Regions from separate parts of the Homo sapiens genome. Here region 1 is linked to region 2. A link is an interaction called in ENCODE POLR2A ChIA-PET data of the cell type or tissue named here. Cell type or tissue: Panc1. All regions are shown on one strand. Each heading gives the region's core, and the rest is flanking DNA. Links, peaks and the distances in the headings are about the cores only.

The links. ChIA-PET counts read pairs that join two places held together with the same protein. Peaks named below come from ENCODE experiments on the same cell type or tissue, not always from the same donor. Only the 100,000 strongest peaks of a DNase experiment are listed, where the experiment ranks them.
Region 1: POLR2A ChIA-PET joins it to region 2 with 10 read pairs; 2 of 35 experiments call an interaction of 5 or more read pairs at or near these places.

The regions. Positions count from the first base shown.
Region 1 is chr18:10,320,069-10,331,261 of GRCh38, forward strand. LOC105371985 (a long non-coding RNA gene) reads right to left here and starts at 3,262. Exons shown (of 4, transcript XR_001753346.2): 1 at 3,038-3,262; 2 at 2,080-2,317. In Panc1, for the core only: no CTCF peak of the experiment used is centred there; no DNase peak of the experiment used is centred there; H3K27me3 peaks cover 1,683 bases.
Region 2 is chr18:10,183,815-10,195,007 of GRCh38, forward strand. No RefSeq gene overlaps it. Among named protein-coding and RNA genes, the nearest start is that of LINC01254, 220 kb to the right of the region's middle. In Panc1, for the core only: no CTCF peak of the experiment used is centred there; no DNase peak of the experiment used is centred there.

The sequences.
Region 1 (11,193 bases), core at 1,776-9,775, 140 kb after region 2:
GCAAATGGGCTGAGCTAGAACTTTGTCTGGTCCCTTCCAAGGTTAGCAGAGAGGCCAGGGAGCTGAGAGAAGCAAGCAAGAGGGGAAGTGGGAGGAGAGGAGGGTAGTTGTCTATGGGTGAGGATGTAGGCAGATCAAACTTGCAAGACCTTATAGCTCTGTAGGTAAGGCAGATTCTACCAAGTCCGAGGGCAGAAGCAAGGCAGAGTAGAGCAACAGCAGAGGAGCGCCATGCTCTGACTGGATGGGGAAGAATCTGGATTGAAGTGCCAGGGGAGGAGCTTTGAGACCAGTTTGGAAGCCATTGCAACAGCCCAGGTGGGAAGTGATAGCCTCTGGCCAGGGTGGCAGTGGGGCAAGGGTGAGGAATGGTGAGACGCAAGAAGGCAAGTAGAGCTGCAGGTATTGCGATGGATCAGATGTGCAGTGTAAGCGTCCACGACGATGCTGAGAGTTTTGGCCTCAATAACCATTTTTTGATCATCTTATGATCATCACGCCCACATGTCAGTAGAGGCACCATTAATCATACATGGAGAAATACAAACCTGGAGAGATGGAATCATGTTTCCGAGATCACAAACGTGGCAGGTCCAGGGATCTGGACACACCCCTGTGATCCACATTCCCCTGACCCCAGATCTCCTGCGTCCCATTTCTCCCCATAACTGCATCCTCTTGGAGGCCATCGGAAGCAGAATGAGAAGCAAGTCATTATGACCAAGAAAAGTCCTTGCCAGATGTCTGTCTTCATTCTCTCTGAAAGCCCACACGCCACCCAATCGGCTTCTGAATTACACGGGATCTAAAGGAGTGTTTCCTTTTGTTATTTGCAAAATAAGAAGGGGTCACTTCTAAGCTTTTTCTATGCACATCCTCTTACCATGAATCACTATTTCATGTTCAGTGTGTGGGCGCGAAATATTGGAAGCCTTCTGGGGGTTGCTGCTGGGGAAGAATGTTTCATTGTGTAACCACAGACATGGGCTACTCCAGAGTTCTTGACAAATGTCCATGTGTTTTCTGACCACCCTGCAAGGAGGCGGCACTGGTTTGAACTTGGCCTATGCACCTCACTTCAGCTCTGAGACACATGGACATTCCCGGGTCTGCCACAGGCTCTGTGGAGGGCGGCTGAGTACAAGACACAGCCATCCGCTCTCCTTTCATGCCTTGGAAGGAATGCCCATCGAATCCTTCCTTGCATCCCTTTAGGATGTTTTCTTGGGACTTAGAAAAACACCATTTTCTTTCACACAGGATAGAAGAATTTTTTCCCAAAGGTTGAGCTCAATAGCATGAACTTGAGGCTTTTTTTTCCTCAAATTGTGGTTGATGGCCATCTGTCTGTCACTGGAGGTATTTTTCTTAAATGAAGATTCCTGAACCCCACCCAAATTACCTGAAATTAAAATAGTTGGGGTGAGGCCAGGAATACCTGCATTGTGAGCAAGCTCCCCAGATTATTTTTATATCCACTATGTCTAAGCTTCAGAACTGGATGAAGAACCAGAAATGCAAAGCTCTAGTCCTGTGGGAGCCCCTGCATTCACTACTTGAGACCATTTTGAGGCCAGCAGACCCCAGCTGGATCCCATCTTCTCTACCGCCAGTCCTGCCCTCCCCAGCAGGCATACAAGAGCTGCAGGGACCAGGCTGCCCCTAGCCCTCTGATAAATGCTGTCACAGCCTGGCTGCAGGTACCAGGACTCAGAGGTTGTCCCGGGCTTCCCCAGTCTGGGTAAGAAGCAGCTGTGATGGATGGCCCCAGAGGGACAGGCTGACCCAGGCCCCCTTTCTGGTCCTGATGAGAACTGTGCAGCAAGCTCATAGCCAGGACTGTTGGTACATCAACTGACAAAGAAGGACTTGGCCTCTGGTGAGCATAAAATCCTGTCTTGACTAAGGTTGAGGGGGTGGAATTGACCTTTCCAGAATGTGCACCCTTCCCCTTAGTCTAAACAAATCCTTTTGCCCTTTTCCACTCAGCTGAGGGCCAGGCCCCCTTCCTGACTGCCCCAGCTCACACGAGCCCCCTTCTCGAAATCCCATTGCGCTCCCCATCGCCATTGGCCTCACCTTACTCCGTCTTGCCTTTTCATTGCTGATTCATGTGGGTTACTGTGGTGCAGTGGAAAGAGTGCAGACCTTGAGCCAGCAGATCCAGGTGTGAATCGCAGCTGTAGAGTGCAGTGTCTACCTCTCAGAGTCTCAGGGTCTTGTGTGTTCAGTGGTGATGAGACCACACAGCATCGTGCAGGGTGAAATAACATGACCCATGGAAAGCTCTTGATGCAAAATGAGACTCCTCCCTGTCCTGCAGAGCATACCAGTTTAAGCTATATTAGATACAGCTCTGCTTTTCTGTTCCTAGAAAGTTTGACAGCAGCTGACATTTCCTGAGTACTTACTGCCTGCTAGGCACTGTGCTAAGTTCTTTCATGTGTTATTTCAGTCAATGATCCCAACCACCCTGTCAGATAGGTCCTATTATTATCCCCATTCCACAGATCTGAAAAATAGAGGTTAGCTTGGTTAAGCCATCTGCCAAAGAGCAGATAGTGATAAGCTGTGGTCAGAAATCAAACCCAGGTGTGTCTGGTTCCAGGGCCCGTGGGATGCTAGTCTCTGACCACAACTCACATGAGTATTATGTGAGTTGTGACTCACATACACACTTGCTGACTGTAAGTTTCTGGATGTTTTCATGTCAATGAATACTGTAACGAACCAACCAAGTTCCTAATTTTTTTTAAGGGCAATGGTTCCTTCATCCTTATAGTCCCACGACTACACTATAAATTCCCACAATCCACCTCTAAGCACCTCTAAACCCAAATTATTTTCCTTCTAAAATAAACCAGTATAATAAATAACAACAGTAATGATCATGGTAACAATAAACATTTTGAACGTAGTTTTTCTCTTCTTTTTCTCCTTTTGTTTCATGACAGTGGATAATGTGAGAGTGGAGAATGGAACAGAAGCTTGGAGAGGTGACGGCAGCGACTGAGCAATGTGTGTTTGTTGTACCTACCCTCTGTCAGGGCTGTCTGGGGAGAGCCGTGATGGGGTGCAGGGCGAGGCGTCTTATACCATGCTCGTCACTCTGGAGGAAACACAACTCCAATCACAAGAACTGAGCTGAAGTCTCTGGTTCGTTATTTTTTGTTTTGTAGCTGAGAATGTTAGTAAGCTCTGCTGCTGTTCCACACACAATAATGCCAACTTCCTTGTGAGTCACTGAAGAACATGGAATGTGGTGTGTGAATTGCTTCGAAGACCCTGACTGGCCACCCGAACAACAGGTGTCAGTTCTGAATTTAGGAGGTGCTTAGTAAATGTTTACTTCGGGATTTTAATTATAAATAATTGTCTTAATCCTAAATTATTGAATTTGACCACACTTGGAGGAGGCAGATCTTGAGTTCACTGGGTTCATTACCTGTAGCATTATACACCCACCTGGATCAGTTAATAAAAATGGATAAGCAAGAGCTACAATGAGCATCCGAGAAACACATGCCTGCCTGACCCCACACATCTGACAGTCAAAGTCAGTGACATTTCAATGCTTTTCCAACCACCAATTCGTATGATCCTCATACTGGGTGAGCACCGACGTTCTGTAGATAAGTAAATGAGGAGAAGTCGGTCCACTTTACATAAGCTTGAATCATATGTGTCAAAAAAAAAAAAAAGTAGGGGGATGTTAACATCTTTAACCATTGTGTTCCAGAAGGTAATTTTCTCCCCACCTCACTGTAGGAAACTGTGTAGCATCATTTTGCTGTTTATTCTGTCTACTCTCTTTCTTTGAAGAAATAAGTGTGATAACATAATTTCTAACTCTGTTAATCAGTAATTAAGACAAGAGAAGACATTGTTTTACTGGTAGTAAATTTGTAAGAGTAAAGCACATAAAATTGATTTGAACAATTTCCAGTGATATGCTTTTTAAAATATTTACTCTTAACTTTTCAGTAATCACATTGAGGTTTTTCTATTATCAGTATTTTAAAATGAAATTTTTAATAGTGCTGTATAAAAATTGATTTATGTCATACTAAAAACCATTTCCAGCTGATTAGTTTCTGCTGTATCTTAGGCTAACTCAAGTGCACAAAATTTACATTTAGCTGTATTTGGCTCTTGGACCTGTTATAAAATATTAGTGATGAAAACCCCTTAGTTTTAGCATGGTGTCTCTTAGCACAAATTCAGTTACAAACAGTTAAAATTTCTAAATTCTCTGCTGTAGACTTTCACATATTGGATTGTCATAATAAGCTTCAAAAAGAAGAAAATAAACACTTTTATATACAGTTATATATATATAAAACAATTTCAAAAATAGAAGAAAGTGAAAACATTTTATTTTATCAGCAAAATAAAAGTAAATACACATTTGTATGTATATTTAAAGTTGCAAAAATGTTTAATAGTGAACATCGTTAGGAGAATGTAATAAATGATAAATGTTCATTCTTTCTCATACATTTTTCTAGCTAAGTATGTGACTATAGCATGTGCTGCCTCGTTAGGTAACAAAAAATTTCTTGGATTTGACATTCAAGAAAAACTGCATTACTGTAATTAAATTAAAAATTAACTGTAATACTACCTCTAGTGATAATTCTTAAATTATTTTTCTTCAATGTTTTTCCAATGATTGTTTTATGATCTGTGAATGGATTCATAATTTTCATATTTTCAAACCAGAGCCCTTATGAAATAGTAATTTAAAAATTACTTTGAAGCATTCAGAAAATTATTTGTGCTGCTTTTTTTTTTTTTTTTGTGATGGAGTCTCGCTGTGTTGCCCAGGCTGGAGTGCAATGGCGTGATCTCAGCTCACTACAAACCTCCACCTCCCGGGTTCAAGCAATCCTTCCACCTCAGCCTCCTGAATAGCTGGGACTACAGGCACGCACCACCATACCTGGCTAATTTTTGTATTTTTAGTAGAGACAGGGTTTCACTATATTGGCTAGGCTGGTCCCGAACTCCTGACCTCAAGTGATTCACCTGCTTCGGCCTCCCAGAGTGCTGGAATTACAGGCATAGGAAAAGTATTTTTGTTGAAGTGCAGTGATATCGGCAATTTGAAAAATCAAAGAGACGTCTCATAGTGAACTTTTTTTGTGCATTTCAAAACATTTTAACTTTCTTAAATATGTGAGTTTAACTCCAAAATTGAAGACAAGTCATCATTCCTTGAAGATTCAGCTTAAGTAAAAGACACATCTATGGGAGTTTTGCAATTCATTCTTCCAAGAATATTTAGCCAAATATTAAAGAATTGTCCATTTAAGACTATAAACTAATAATCTTTTGAAAAATCTTCTTTCCAAGTAAACAAACTTTATTCAACATTAAGTAATAAATGCATTCTTATTCTCTTTTTAAAGAGAAGTGTTACATTTTTATGTCATGTATTGCCCTTAATAAAATATACACTTGTACAGATTATACAAGAACTTTAGTTAAGCGTGAAAGCATTTGTGAGGGATGGATGCTGCACAGTGTTGGCAATGACCAAACTAATGTGTGCATGTCAATCTGGCCTTGCCAGTTTGTTTAATTCTATTTCTTACACTAGATCATCTGCCAATCATATTCACCAGCCCACCCAGAAACAGTTCAATACATTTTCTATACAGATATTTTGATAATAAATGTATGTAATTATAGATTAAATATGTCAAACCAGGTACCTGAGAAGTGATTGAATAGCCTCATATTAATTCTACTTTCATATTATAATCAACAAACCAAAAACAGAATGTAAGGGCTATGCTTAAGATACCAATTAGCTTATCATCTACCAGACTAATCATTTTTATATTTTAGAATGTTTAGTGTTTTTGAATCAATATGGAATGTATGAATAGTGGTGGTTTTCATTCTTTTTTTTTTTTTTTTTGAGATGGAGTTTTGTTCTTGTTGCTCAGGCTGGAGTGCAATGGCATGATCTCGCTCTCTGCAACCTCTGCCTGCCACCACACCTGGGTACTTTTTTTGTATTTTTAGTAGAGACGGGGTTTCACCACGTTGGCCAGGCTGGTCTCGAACTCAGGTGTTCTGCCTGCCTTGGCCTCTCGAAGTGCTGGGATTACAGGCGTGAGCCACGGCGCTGAGCTGAGTTCTGATGAATTCTGATAAACCTCCCTCTCCTAATATGAGAAGTGAGTGTGTAATGGCACCTACTTCATGAAGATGGTGAGAGGATTAAATGAAATATGTGTACAGTCTTACCTAGTCAGCACACAATAAATGATAGCTGTTTTCAGTTTACAGTTGTTTTGGTTTCCTAGGGCTGCCATAACAATGTGCTGCACACCAGGTGCTTAAACAACAGATTTTTGTTTTCCTACCATTCTGGAAGCCAGAAGTTCAAGATCAAGGTTCCAGCAGGGTTGGTTTCTTCTGAGGCCTCTTTCCTTGGCTTTAGATGGCTGTCTTCTTGCTTACCCTCATGTGGTCTTTCTTTTATGCATTTTCTGATACTTAATCCCTCCCCTTATAAGGACACCAGTGATACCAGATTATGATCCACTCTAATGGCCTCCTTTTAACATAATTACCTCTTTCATTCTGAGCTACCGACTCAGAATGAAATGTATGAATTTTGAGGGGAGGGGAACCCATTTTGACCCATAACAATGGTCAACAATAAAGTTTTGTAGAATGGCAAAACATGGCTATGGAAAACTACTCATCTCTTTAGCACTCATTTTACAAAAGATCAAGCTGATAACCAAGAGGTAAAGTGTTTAGCCCAACTACACGGATTAATTTGTTCTGAACAAAGAATTTAGGCCATAAAAGCCTGATCTCTTTTCAGAAAAATTTAAAGCATCAAATACTTAATAGTTACTTAAATCAACATTTTAGCTCGTATTTTTCTGAAAATCTATTGAGAATATTTATTTCTCCTCAACCTTAAAAGTCCTTTAATTTTTTATTAAAAGTTAATTTGATGAAAATGTCTGCTTACCTTGATTCTACCTAATTTTTATGTCCTAATGATCCAATATCTTGCAGGCCATCTGGCCCTGATGATTTTTGTAAGTTCTCTGGTACAAAAAGTCACACAATATAGCTAAAATAGTATCGACTCAACGCTTGTTAGCTCTTCTGCAAATAAGCTGTGTTATTTAGGCAACTGTCTTCACCTTTGTTGGCCTCAGTCTGTTTATCTGTAAAATGAGAGAATAAAGTTCTGTGATTTTGTGAAAAACTATTGAATTCGAATGATCGTGTGAATCAAGCTATGTTTCCCATAAGGACCACACCACCATCCAATTCCAACATGCATTTGTCGTCTGCATTTCTATACAGTGGATCAGAGCTGGAAATACTACTTCCATTGCCCTTAGATGACAATCAAGGCTGGATTCAGACTGTTAAAATGCATTTTACCATGACTACAGAAAATGCTGGAATTCCCATTTTCTGGATTTCAATCAGTATTAGCTTCATTCACTCTGGTTTAAATTATTCTCTATTTTTCCTCCAAGAATTTTTGGTGTGTCTTAAGAGTTGGGAATATTGATTATTTTCACCTTAAAAAACCCTGTCTTTTAGCCGGAAGCAAGGTTTGTGAGCCACGTTCACAATCTTCCTAGAAATAAACTCTCATGGAAATCATATCATCTTAAGGAGACTCTCAAAAGTATTTTAACATTTTGTCGAGAAAAAAGGGGCAAGTAAACCTACAATAGATGCCAGTGGGGCCAGAAATAAAGAACAGAGTGCAAAATTAAAACCCCAAATCAGTTCTAAAGATTGTGACCTTCACAGCAGAAGATTCACTGAGGACATTTGAGAGTCTAGTCATCTGTGTTGACTGTTCCTTTGATCATTCTGTGTTTAAGCATATATCTCATTTACTCTCCCAACTGCCTAACAAATTATTTATAAAATTTTACAAAGAAAAGGAAACCCCCTAATAGCACTAGAAACTAGGCTATTCATTAGCATGCAAGGATGTCACCTGTCCCATCTGTGAGTATCTGGATAGATCTTGCCTCAATCAAGACGGGAAAAAAACAAAGCCAATGAAACACTTCTAGCCACAGGAAAAGAAAAGTCCTATTCAGAAGAAGCATCAGCTGGGTGCAGTGGCTCACACCTGTAATCCCAGCACTTCGGGAGGCCGAGGTGAGAGGATAGCTTGAGTCCAGGAGTTCAAGACCAGCCTGGTTTACATAGCAAGACCCTGACTCAAAATAAATAAATAAATAAATAAATAAATAAATATAAAAGAAGCACCTTACCACAAGAAATACAAGAAAGTTTTCAAAAACATTAGATTATGTTCTCAATAAATCTCAATGAAGCATGAACTTCATGAAGACAGTGATAAAGGCTGAAATATAAGATGAGATGGAGCAGGGCACGGTGGCTCATGTCTGTAATCCCAGCACTTTGGGAAGAAGCCAAGGCAGGCGGATCACCTGACGTCAGGAGTTCGAGACCAGCCTGGCCAACATGGTGAAATCCTGTCTCTATTAAAAATACAAAAAATTAGCTGGGCATGGTGGCGGGCACCTATAATCCCAGCTACTTGGGAGGCTAAGGTAGGAGAATTGTTTGAACCTGGGGGGCAGAGGTTGCAGTGAGCCAAGATCGTGCCATTGCACTCAAGCCTGGGCAACAGTGTGAGACACTCTGTCTCAAAAAAAAAAAAAAAAAAAAAAAAAAAAAAAAAAGATGTGATGGAAGGAAGCAGTGGCAACTGAAAAGGTGATGGCACAAAATTTTTAAATCCGCAAGGAGCTCAAGTTCAAGGTGAAGCTTGAGCATATGTTTGCCTTTCCTTCCAGCCCAAATTCCATGGCAATAAGTGAGGTTTATAAGAGCAGAATAAATCCATAGCAAAAAAGCATAATGAGTGAGTATGGTACTACTGGGAGAATTTTTGAGAGGCAGTTTCAAGACAGAAGTTGAACTGATGGAGAAACCAGACTCTGCAGAGGCCTCCACCTTCCAGCTCAGGGGAAAGAGGGACCAGCAAGAGAACTGCCGATGTTTCCGACGGACAGCAGCATTGGTAAAAGTAATTTAAACTGACATTACTCATTTTCAACCACTGAGATGTACTCTCCCCACCCCCCGACCCCATCCCATAAGCCTCCAGTTCATCTGGCCCCAGGGGGCTTCAGAGACCAAACCTCAAGTTCAGGAGAGAGAAGACTGTTCATCTTATGATACTGAGGGCTGAGTCTGAAGCTGGGGTGAGTCATCCATCCAGTGAGTACTCTTGGAAGGCCATACTAATAAGGCTTTGGCTATTTTAGGATTAGTTTGTGGGGATTAGTAGGGCCTGTCACAGATATCCAGTGGGGCTTTGGTGAGCAGGCTATGGATAATACAGTCCATTATGTGTATACAATTTTTGCTACTATGTAAACATCAGAAGGGCATGTGTGGAGACAACTAAACAAATAGGCAAAAATAAAAATATTGGTAGTTGAGGTGCAGAGACAACGAGTGAGTGCCTCGCTTCCTGCCCTGGCCTTGGTGGCACTGTCATAATTATGGGGCCGCCCTCATTGTGTTCAAGCAATTACCCTGTAGCAGGCTGCCTGGGCTCTGCAGCCAGCCCCATCCCCCAGATAATGAGAGGAACATCTTCGTAGAGTTGTTGTGAGTGGTAAATGAACTCGTACACAGCACATTAAAAAGTCTAAGTTGTGGCCGGGCACGGTGGCTCACACCTGCAATCCCAGCACTTTGGGAGGCCAAGGCGGGCAGATCATGAGGTCAAGAGTTAGAGACCATTCTGGCCAACATGGTGAAACCCCATCTCTACTAAAAGTACAAAAATTAGCCGGGCGTGGTGGTGCTCGCCTGTAGTCCCAGCTACTTGGGAGGCTGAGGCAGGAGAATTGCTTGAACCCAGGAGGCGGAGGTTGCAGTGAGCTGAGATCACGCCACTGCACTCCAGCCTGGCGACAGAGTGAGACTCCGTCTCAAAAAAAAAAAAAAAGTCTAAGTTGTTAGCTCTATTTCTTGTCTGTCTTCCCGCTGAATTATGCACCTCTGTGCGTGGAGGCTGTGTCTGTTTGATTCTCCAAAGCATGCCTAGTATCTAGTACAGCACTACAGCAAAAAGTGTAGGATAAATGCTTGTTAAAAACCTGGATTTTAGTTTAAAAAATAATATTTTTCATATCGCATGGTTTTCAGCAAAAAATAAAACCTATCATTCTACGTTTCCTCATTGGGACGCCTCTGGTTTTGCTCTTGTCGCCCCGTGTAGCAGTTTAGATTTGTCATCAATTACAAAAGACACAGAGTAACCTGGCCTCTATACTGTTCACCCATCTGTTGCTCTTTCATGAGGCAAACTCCTCACAGGTGATAAACGAACTTAACCCTAAAAGAAAATGACATCACCTGCATCTCAATGTAGTTCTGCAAGGCTGAGTCTGTGTTTCTGGCCCTGCCTATGCCGCTGATGGGCCTGCCAGGATTCTCTTCACTTGGTTTCTGCCCTTCAGTTCAGTTTCCTTATCTGCGAAGTCAGCTTTAGGCTTTGTTCCTGACAATGGGAGGGTTGGGAAAGGTGAGAGGCTGGGAGAAAGAAGGGAGGGTGAACAGGTGGAGTCTACACTTGCCTTCCCCTGCCCCTAGCAAAGCTGCCCCTGCTCCTGCCAGAGGCGTTGAGCTTCCACTTCCAAAAAGAAGTTACTTCTGCCACATGCTTTGAAAATCACTTCACTCAATAATTGCCAAAGTTTCTTTCGCCTTCGACAGATTTTGACTCAGTCCACTCCTGCTTTGGAAGTGTATATATATCTTTTATAACTTCAAAACTCTGACCAGAGGGAAATGAGTTCAATATATGGCTAAATAAGAGCAATGAAGTAGTGAAATGAAGGGTTACTTTGATCTTTGTTAACAGCAACACGTATATATACAAATTCTCTCCCACCTGCCACCCATTCTAAACCCTTTCTTCATCCTGCGTTGAGTTCGAGTTTCAGTTAAACTTGTCATCTCCATCAAATCACCCGGGTAGGGCAGGAGGTCATTTTCTTTATCTATCGATCACTCTATCTATCTATCATCTCTCACCGTAGCAGTTCACTCTGGAATGAAAGACTTTCAAATTTGTGGTTTCCTGAACATGTCAAATTCCTATCTGCCTTCATAGCTCTCTATATGCATATTCCCTCTTGC
Region 2 (11,193 bases), core at 1,453-9,452:
CTCCAGGCCTCATTATGGCCACCTGTCTAGAGCCTAGAATTTATAACCTCAAACTAAAGACAAGCTCACAGTAAGATGTGTGTAAGGCTTTGGGGAGTCTAGCAGCCAGTCTTTTTCTTTAGTGAACAAATTAAGCATTAACAATATTATAGAAGCAGCAATTTTATTGCCTTAAAATATGTAGAGGGGACAGTATAAATCTGTTTAACCCATAGAACCAGGCAAAAATATTTTTATTATATTTAACTGACAAATTTGAAGCCGTTTTTATTTTATTAGAATTTTAAACTTACTTAAAATTTTAAATTAGCTTTATTTACCAAGTATATATAAATGTGATATAACTGTCATACACACACACACACACACACACACACCCATAAGATAAATACTTAGGCAGAATCAGATCTTATAGCTTTTATAGAGAATTTTTATTTGTTGTCTTTTAAATAGTTTTTTTTCCTTTTTTTCTTTTTCTTTTCTTCTTTTTTTTTTTTTTTTTTGAGACAGAGTCTTGCTCCGTCACCCAGGCTGGAGTGCAGTGATGTGATTTTGGCTCACTGTAACCTCTGTCTCCTGGGTTCAAGTGATTCTCCTGCCTCAGCCTCCTAAGTAGCTGTGATTACAGGCGCCCACCACCACACCTGGCTAATTTTTGTATTTTTAGTAGAGGTGGGGTTTCACCATGTTGTCCAGGCTGGTCTTGAACGCCTGACTTCATGATCCGCCCTTCTTGGCCTCCCAAAGTGCTGGGATTACAGCCATGAGCCACCACACTGGCCAATAGTTTTTTTTTCTGTTTAGACTATACATCCTTATACATTTTATCATCTTGAGTATTTGTTAGCAAGCAACCCTAAATTTGTATTTTTAAAGGAATGACTCTTAAGTGAAACAAAGTTGATGTGGTTTAGATGTTTGTTCCCTCTAAATCTCATGTTGAAGTGTGGTGATTTTTAATGTCGGAGGTGGGGCTTGGTGGGAGGTGATTGGATCCTGGGGGTCGAACCCTTATGAATGGTTTGGCACCATCCCGTTGGTGATAAGTGAGTTCTTGCTTAGTTAGTTCACATGAGATTTGGTTGTTCAAAAAAAAAAAATCTGGGACTTCCCCTTCTCTCTTGCTCTCTCTCTCTCTCTCACTATGTGATATGCTGGCATCCCCCTTCACCTTCCTCCATGACTGTCAGCTTCCTGAAGCCCTCACCAGAAGCTGAGCAGATAGTGGTGCCATGCTTGTACATTCTGCAGAAGTGTGAACCAATTCAACTTTCTTTCTTTATAAATTATGCCTTTATAGGAATGAAAGCCTCAGATATTCCTTTATAAGAATGTAAGAACAGCCAAATACAAAGACAGAAAATGTTTATCTCAAAAGTACAGAGCTGAGATGTTAGGCTCAAATATTGTATTATAATTTGTTCAAATTAAGGAATGAGAGTATAGGTAAAGGCCCAGGTAAGACAATATGTCAAGGAAAAATACCTCAAGTAAAAGTAAGACTAGTTATGTAAACTTAAACTAACAGTAAGAGGTTTTAGTTACTCATTTCTTCCTCTCTTTTTGATGCAGAGAGGCAGATATCTTTATAACTGAATTTTTTTATAGATGTGAATTTTTTTAAAAAAGGGTTTGAAAATGGCCACCTTAATGTTGTAAGCTGTATTTTGGAGGCAGATTTAGTTTAATAGGTGGTCTTTTTAACTTAGTTATTATTTTTTAGCTAAAATTATTGAGCTTAAGGTGGAGCTCATTAAAGAATAGGGCAAAGAAAATATTTTCTACGTCTGGACTCAGTATGGACAGCTCCGAAAAATAAGTATGCCTGTTCTACCTGAGGGTCTATCTTTTATAAATATTTTATCTAGAATAGCCTTTTAAAAAGCCTTTATAGAAGGATAGTAATTAAGCCAAAAGGCTAGCAGATTTAAGTTTCTAAATTAATTAGTCAATTAAGATTTTAATTTGTTTTTTATAGTCTTTTGAAAGAGGCAATAAAAATATTGAAAAAATTTTAGAAGCTTCTACACATTAGTAAACATTTTTGGATCAGTCTAATTTAAGAACCCTTATTTTTAAATGTATTTTTTAATGTGTAGTATTGTTTATTTGGAATATTGCATTCTAATTTTACATTATTTTTAGTAAGATTTTGTCTTTTTTGTAAGTGTTTCTGGTTTTGGGGGGTCTAATGCTTATATATGTGTGGGTAGTTGTAGATGGAAGGGGGGTGTTTTGTTTTTTAGAATTTAAAGATCTCATTTTACATTGAATTTTGGCTTTGGCTCTCAGATCACCTTTATTAACTTAGCCAGTGATTTTTCTCTACCTCACCATGCAAGAAAAAAATAGGGGTGGGAAATAGAACACAAACACCCCCGTGAAAGCCCCCCCACCCCAATTTTATTATTCACTGCCAGTTTCTGTCTGGCCCAGTTGGACATCTGAGGCTTCTACATGGATCTAAGCCAGTTAATTATCAGATCTATCCCATCCTGGACTCAGTCCAGTTTTTATTGGGACTTTTCAGCCCAGTTTGAATAAAAAATTTGTTCAAACTCAAAGAGCTGAAAACACAAATCCATGGAACCTCAGAACCTGAGAGAGAACTTACCCATGATTCCTAGCTTCTGTGAGAAGGCAGTGAGCACAGTGGGTCTGCTGAGTACCTCACTTGGTCGCTCAATGCTCCTGGGGGTCACTGGAAGTTAACTTTCAAGTCTCACTTCTGACACCATTTGTTAGACAAATTAAATTTAACAGAGTTTAATTGAATAATGAATGATTCACAAGTCAGGCAGCACACCCCTTGTTACCCCCTCTTCCAGCCCCACCCAACTAATTAGAATAGGTTTGGGAGACTCTGGCAGTGCTGTGTGGTTGGAAAGGATTTATGGACCGAAAGAGGAAAGTAATGTGCAGAAAATGGAAGTAGGGTATGGAAACAGCTAGATTGGTTACAGCTTGGTGTTTGCCTTATTTGAATGTGGTTTAAATAGTTGGCGACCTGTGAATGATTGAAGTCTGGCTTCTATCATTGGCTGAGACTTGGCTCCTTGTTACAAGAGCACGTTACACCTGTTTACACATGCAGTTAGGTTACAGTTCACTATATATGGAGAAATGTTAGGCTGAATTTAAAATATATAAGGAGGCAGCTTTAGGCTAACCAAATTTAACAGTAGACAGCAAACACTGAAGGCCAAGTCTCTTGACTTACATTCCAATTTCTTTCTACTACAACCCAACAGTCTCTGAGACTCTACATTAATAGCAGTCTGGCCTTCAAGTTATTAGAGCATTAAATGTCAGAAGCATGCTGTCCTAAACATGGAAAATCTATGAGCTTCCCTTTTACCTGTAACTATAATCCCATTGCACACAAAAGCTGCTGCATTTGATAGGTGAGAAAAGGTGTAGAAACTGTGGATGTACCTGTAGGACTCAGCTCCTGTAGGGAAGCTGTCTCTGGCCCTCTAAGGCTGAATTAGGGACATTGCCTATGTGGAATGAAGTGCCCCAAGCTCGCCCTTGTTGCAGAATTTACGTCACTGCTTACTTATTCTCCCCCCTTCTAGAATGTGAGTTTCTGAGGACACAGTCTGGCTTGTTTATGATTTATTCTTAGAGCACTTAGTGTTCAATAAAGAGGCATCAAAAAGATTCAAAAATAGGACATCAAGAAACCTGTGATATAATACTGTATAAGATTTTTCTCATACATGCTGGCCTTTTAAGAATAATGTCTGGCTCTTAGACAGTGTTTACTGTGGCCTGGGCATTGTTCTAAACTCTTTCCTGATGGAAGCCTGTGGCTAGTGTGCATTAACTATCAGGTGGGCACGATCACCACCCCTGTGGCCTAGAGAGCTCAGCAGTTGACCCAGTGTGGCCGAGCTGGCTGGTGACGAAGTCAGGGTGTGAACAGGCTGGCTCTCGCATCAAAGCTCTTGGACTCCTACCAGAAGGCAATACCTGATCAAGTGAATCCACACAGTAGCTGCTTGTGTTTTCACACCTGAGAAAAAGCATTTCCACTATGTTAGCACCAGTACTTTGTCCAAGTGAGGACAGAGTGGGGCTAAGATTACGCTTGGGGACTCTTAGCTGTCATCAGTGGATTGTGTGTGGGGTGTGTGTGTGTGTGTGCGAGGGGTGACGCCAAGTTTTGGTGACCAGTATCTCCCAATAACCCTCTCTCATGACCATGTTTGGTGGATCTCCAGAGCCCTCAACTGATAGTTAAAGATATTAGAAATAACTTCTTCTCAGATTCAAATAAATAAAATCAGAAATGAAAAAGGAGATGTCATGACTGATACCATGGGAATACAAAGGATCATTAGACACTATTATAAACAACTATACTCCAGTAAATTTGAAAACCTATTAGAAATGGATAAATTCAGCCAGGCACAGTGGCTCATGCCTGTAATCCCAGCACTTTGGGAGGCCGAGGCAGGCAGATCACGAGGTCAGGAGATCAAGACCGTCCTGGCTAACACGGTGAAACCCCATCTCTACTAAAAACATACAAAAAAATTAGCCGGGCGTGGTGGCAGGTGCCTGTAGTCCCAGCTACTCAGGAGGCTGAGGCAGAAGAATGGCGTGAACCCGGGAGGTGGAGCTTGCAGTGAGCTGAGATCACGCCACTGCACCCCAGCCTAGCCTCGGCGACAGAGTGAGACTCTGTCTCATAAAAAAAAAAAAAAATGGATAAATCCTTGGATACATACAACCTACCAAGACTGAACTAAGAATAAATAGAAAACCTCAGCAGACCAATAACCAGTAACAAAGTTGAATCAATAACAAAAAGTCTCTCAACAAAGAAAATCCCAGGACCAAACAGCTTCACTGCTGAATTCCACCAAATGTTTAAAGAACTAATACCAATTCTTCTCAAACTCTTCCAAAAAATTGAAAGAGTTAGAATTCTTCCAGACTCATTCTACAAAGCCGGTATAACCCTGATCCCCAAACCAAATAAGACCACAGCAAAAAATGAAAACTTAAGGTAGGGGGCAATAAAGCCTTGGACTCTGATGTTCTCTCTGAACCCCAGCTACAAGGAAATGCACTTTAAACATTTAAATCCACCAAGGTAAAGAGCTTGGCTTTGATACTGGGCAAAGTTCCTAGGGCAATGATTAAGTATGGACTCCACAATCATTGGGAGAAAATGGGAATTTTGCCCCAATAAGTCATCACCCAGATGCCCACCCTCCCTTCTTTCCCCTCTCCCCATCCTCTGTCCCTCTATCTTCCTCTAGGAGAGGGGTAGGTTGCCACGACAACACCAGAGTTAATGGCCCCATTTGGCCAGCCTTAAAGCCCAGCTCATTCTGGCCCAGGGACATCTCATTGGGAAAGAGATTCTGGATGTTTGACAAATGCTCAATTTGGCTAATAGAACCTGTGTATTTACTTGGTGCAAATTAAACAAGTCTGGATGTACAAGTTTCATTGTCCAAAGGGAGAAGGAGAGATGATTAGAGGAAGGTAGGAGGAGGGGAAGAAAGAAGGGGAATTCCAGTGGCCAGAAAAGTTTCCGATGCCTGATTTGTCCTGTGTCAGGGTCTGCCTTCATCACGTTACCAGGAGCTGGCTGTAGGAAAGAAAAAACAATCCCGAGACGACGAGACTCAAATCAAATAGGCCTGATGACAAGAGTCTCAATGGCACAGAGGTCCATTTCTATCCATCCTTATTGGAATCATACTAAGTGAGTCTCACAAGCAGGCTCCCAACAGGCTGACTGTGAGTTTCTCTACCAAATGAGACTGTGACCGGGGCCCAGGCTGTGCCAGCGTCCAGAGGGCTAGTGCTGTGGACTTATTCACACGTGCACTTCTTGACACTGATGTGTAAGCCAGGCCTGCTGTCACACTGGAGTTCCAGATGCTAGCAAACCAAGAGAAAACCTAAATCAAATAATTCCATGCAGTGATTAGTGCCGTAAGAAGGTCCTATAATTAGAGTGGCTTTGTGGCTGAGCAGAGGGGCCGGAGAGGAAGTTGGGGAGGAATGCTAGCTGGGCTGCTCCGGGGTCCTCTCTGAAGAGGGGACACTGGAGCAGAGCTCTGAATGGGGGGCTGTCTGTGCAGCCTCCAGTGGGCTTGGAGGCCTGATGGGCTTCAGCAGTGAGGGGCTGATGGGGAGCAGGAAGAGACTGGCAAGAGGCTTTTCCTTAGGTGCCGAGACTGACAATGAAGCAAGGCCTCTGGGGCCTGGACAGAGAACACAGCCTCAGATGGGCTCAGGGCTGGTAGAAGTACAAGAGAGGGAACATGGGCAGAGTTGTGTCCTGTGGATGACATCACTACAGGCCAGGTGGACACTGGGGACGGGGGCAGCTGAGAATGGGTGTTCTCAGGGACACAGGCACTGATGACTCACCCTTGCCCCTTTAACCCAAGGTTGCCAACCCTGTCTCCATCCACACCCATCAAGACTGTGGGACCAGGGCTATGGATGTCCGCTTGTGGGCTCAGGCTGCCTCCTGGAACCAGATATAGAATGGCCTCCGAGTGGGACCGCCCATGGAGAACAAGGGGAAGCGAGGTCGGGCACACACGTTTCAGAGGTTTCTAGCTTTCAGCCTACATGCCTTGTGCAAGTCTGTGTCATGTGACAGAAAGAGTTAGAAGCCCTGGGTTCAAATCTCACCTGTGCCACTTACTAAGTGAACAACTGAATGAGTAGTTTCTCCTAACTGATCCATTTGTAAAATCTGGATAAGAGAAGTAACACCAGGATCGCAGTGTGGTTCTGAATATCAACAAAGGGAGGCAATGCAAACGACAATGAGTGGTCAGGAGCAAAGAACTATGCAATGTGAAGCATTAATTACACTCAGGTTCACAGAAGACAGGAACCCCCGAAAGAAATGCATCTAAATTAATTTAGTTTCTGTAGGTGTGGACAAGGCAAGGGAAATAACTGACTTCTGATTCATCTTACCACAGAAGAGCTGGAATAGCTCCTCTTGATTCCGCAAATGACCCTTTCCCAGGGGAGCTGCACTCCCTGAGAGTCTGCATGGGCCTCTGTCACATTATATAGGGATTTGCAATGGCAGGAGAGTGGCCCTGTGGTTTTCCCTCAAAAGGAGTTGTATGGAACACACTCAGTGTCTGCCATGCTTTCTATGGGAGAAAGTGGTTCTTCCTTGTGATAACTCCGCTCCACAAGTCTACCCACCACTCCCTCTGAGGGATGCTGCCTGGATTCCCTTTCCCAGTGCTTGCTCGCTCCTGGTTCCAAGTCTTCCACTGCTTGTTTGGAGCTGAATGGTGCCTCTGACCCCCCATTCATGTGATAAAGTTCTAACCCCTCATACCTCAGGATGTGGCTGTTTTGGAGCTAGGGCCTTTGAAGAGCTAATTAAGTTAAAATGAGGTCCATGGGTGAGCCCTAATCAGATAGGACTGGCGACCTTACTAGACAGAGACACACACAGAGGAAAGACCATGGGAGGACACAGGGAGGAGACGGCCATCTGCAAGCCAAGGAGCCCTCAGGAGAAACCAGCTCTGCCAACGCCTTGATCTCCAACCTCAGCCTCCAGAATTGAGAAGTACTTTTCTGTTGCTTAAGCTGCGCGGGATGTGGCGCCGTTACATCAGCCTCAGCAGGCTAGCCCACCATGCTGTTTCTCGCCTGGCCTGCATTGTGGTACTGCGTCCAGAGTTGGTTCCTGACGGTGGGTTCCTGGTCTCGCTGACTTCAAGACTGAAGCTGCTTCTCGGTGAGTGTTACAGCTCTTAAAGATGGCACGGACCCATAGTAGTAGTAAATTTTATTGTGAAGACCAAAAGAACAAAGCTTCTACAGCCTGGAAGGGTACCCCACTGGGTTGCTGCTGCTGGCTGGTGGGTGGCCAGCTTTTATTCCTTTATTTGTCCCTGCCCATGTTCCATTTCTGCCCTGTCAGAGTGCCCGTTTTTCAATCCTTCCTGCGATTGGTTACTTTTAGGATCCTGCTGATTGGTGCGTTTTACAGAGCACTGATTGTTGCATTTTACAGAGCACTGATTGGTGCATTTTACAGAGTGTTGATTGGTGCATTTTACAACCCCCTTGCTAGCTACAGAGTGCTGATTGGTGCATTTTACAATCCTCTTGTAAGACAGAAAAGTTTTCCAAGCCCCACTCGACCCAGGAAGTCCAGCTGGCTTCACACCTCTCAGTACCACTGAGGCTGTAGTCTCAGAGAGAGGAGACAAGGGGGAACGCACTTGTTGGTAAAAGCCACAGTGTGAATCCTGCTGAAATCCTACCTGGAAGCCCAGTGTGGCTCAGGATAAGTTACTGAACTTCTCAGTAGAGAGGGAGCCTGTCATGGCTCAATAGTGCCCCACAAAGAAATATGTCTGTCTCCTAACCCCTGGGACCCGTGACCTTATCTGGAAGTAGGGTCTTTGCAGGTGTAATTAAGTTCAGGATCTTGGAATGAGATGATTGTAGATTTAGGGTGTCCTTCTGAGAGAAAAGGGAGGGGATAAGACATCAACGCAGAGAGAGAAGGCCACGTGGAGACAGAAGCAGAGATTAGAGTGAGGCGACAACAAGCCAGGCTTGCTCAAGGACTGCCAAGGATGCCAGAAGCCACCAGAAGCAGGAGCAGACTCCCTCGGAGCCACCAGAACGAAGCAGCCTGCCACACCTTGGCTCTGGACTTCTGTCCTGCAGAACTAGCAGAGAATACATTGGGGTTGTTTTAAGCCATCTAGTTTGTGGTAACTTCTTACGGCAGCCCCAGGAAACATGCAGACTTCACTCTTTGTGTGGCTGTCCCAGAGCCTGCTGCCCTGGATGGGAGGCTGTGATGTGAAGCTCAAGCTCTTGGCTCCAGAGCCAGACCCAGGCCCTGATCCTGCCCCCTGGCCCAGCCCTGAGACCTCTGAACCGTGTCCTGTCTGTTTCCAGTTTAGTAACACCTGCCTCACAGGTTGCTGTGAGGCCTGGATGGCATGTGGTAGGTACTAAATAGACAGCAGTTAGTATTATTGGCTTATTACCATGAGACTGCCAGCTCCAAGCTATTTCTACACTATCTGTGGCAACAGGAAGAGGAAACTCTGTTTCATTTTGTTGCCCTGGATCTTTATAAATGACAGGTAGGCATCTTAGTGGACGATTGTTCTCCATAAGGCATTTTATTTTTCACTTTGCTACACCATTAAGAATATGTCCTTAAAATTGTTTTTACATGCATTTGAATTTTAAAAATTGCTTCTTGGCTGGGCACAGTGGCTCATGCCTGTAATCCCAGCACTTTGGGAGGCCAAGGCGGGCGGATCACCTGAGGTCAGGAGTTCACGACTGGCCTGGTCAACATGGTGAAACCCCATCTCTACAAAAATACAAAAATTAGCCTGGCATGCTGGTGCACGCCTGTAATCTCAGCTACTCGAGAGGCTGAGGCGGGAGAATCACTTGAACCCAGGAGGCGGAAGTTTCAGTGAGCTGAGATGGCGCCTTTGCACTCCAGCCTGGGTGACAGAGCAATATTTTAATTTTCTGGGGAATCATAATATTCTAGTTTCATATTTTTATGAATTCAAAAGAGAGGAAATGATGATGAACGGATGGGGGAGTTTTGTGTGGAAAATGAAGAGATTCATTACAATTGGAGATGAGAAGATCAGTTAGGTCATTTTGTCCGATGTGAGAAGATTGCTCCTGGATGTTTGTGAACATTTTGTCTCATTCTATCCTAAGTGACTCAGCTAATGAGCTTTCCATAACCTGACGTTGGAAGAAGTGTCCAGAAACCTAAAAGGTTTCCCTATTAGGAAAAATTGTTCTTATTCCGATTAATTTTCTTGTGGCTCTGTGTCATTAGGTGAGACTCTTCATGCTGCCACAATGGTTACATCCTCCCACAGGAGAATCTAAAGAATTGTAATTTGTGTTTCACAGATGTTGCCTTGTCATAACTTCCAAATTGCTTTCCCAGATGCCTCAGCTCCTTTTGATTTGCTAATTGCTTCTCACTTCCAGAAGGCTAGATTCAGAAGTTTAGGTGATATTATCTGTAGTTCACAGCCTGGTGCTCAGTGTCCAAATCTGAATAAGGATGATATCATTACTGGAATAATCTAGTGATGAGGGGTCTAGTGATTAAAGATTCTGCAGTCAAAGTCAACTTGGCATCTCCTGAGCTTCATGACCTTGAGGTGGTTACATGACCTTGAGGAGGTTACATGACCTCGAGGTGGTTACATGACCTCGAGGAGGTTACATGACCTCGAGGTGGTTACATGACCTCGAGGAGGTTACATGACCTTGAGGAGGTTACATGATCTCTGCAAGCCTCACTTTCCTCATCTGTAAAACAGAAATAATCATAAGTTAGGAGTTCCCTCTCAAGCTGTTATTAGGATAAATATATGAAGCATTTAGTACAGGGCCTGACCTAGTAAATGTACCATGAATGTCAGCTACTATCATTATTGAAAATATAATTCAAAATCTTTAGAGGCCATGCCTGTTGTGGGGTGGGGAGAGGGGGGAGGGATAGCATTAGGAGTATACCTAATGTAAATGACGAGTTAATAGGTGCAGCACACCAACATGGCACATGTGTACATATGTAACAAACCTGCACTTTGTGCACATGTACCCTATAACTTAAAGTATAATAATAAAAAAAAATCTTTAGAGGCCATGGAGAAATTTACAATAGATTTTGTTAGAGTTGGGGTAGCAGCCAAGAGGAGAAGCTGGCTGACAGCATTGGCCATCCTGCTTGCCTTTCTCTTTTTCCAGTTCTTTTCCTTCTGTTACATAGAGTGGATTGCTTCTTCTGAAGTAGCCACTAGTCCAGGCCAGCCCAGAGGATCTCAACCCAGACTGGCATCTCCTTACCTGGGATCCTCTTACCAGCATCTAGGAGCATGCAACTTTGTCCACATCATCTCGATGGTTCCTCCCCTCTAAAGCTTTCAGATCAGTCACATGCTCAGCCTGCCCCCAGAGGCAAATCCGTGCAGTTTGCAGTTTGCTCCACATGTTCTGAGGACTACAGTCGGCCAGTTGTCCTCTCTGCAGGGAAAGTAGCAGCTGCCCCTCCCTTCCAGTTTAGTGGTCCTTGCACCACTGGGCTGGGGGAAGTTGTCTTTCTCTCCTCTCCTCACTGATACCCTCTGCTATTACGCAGATGTCAGTGCTGTGTAAATCCTGGTG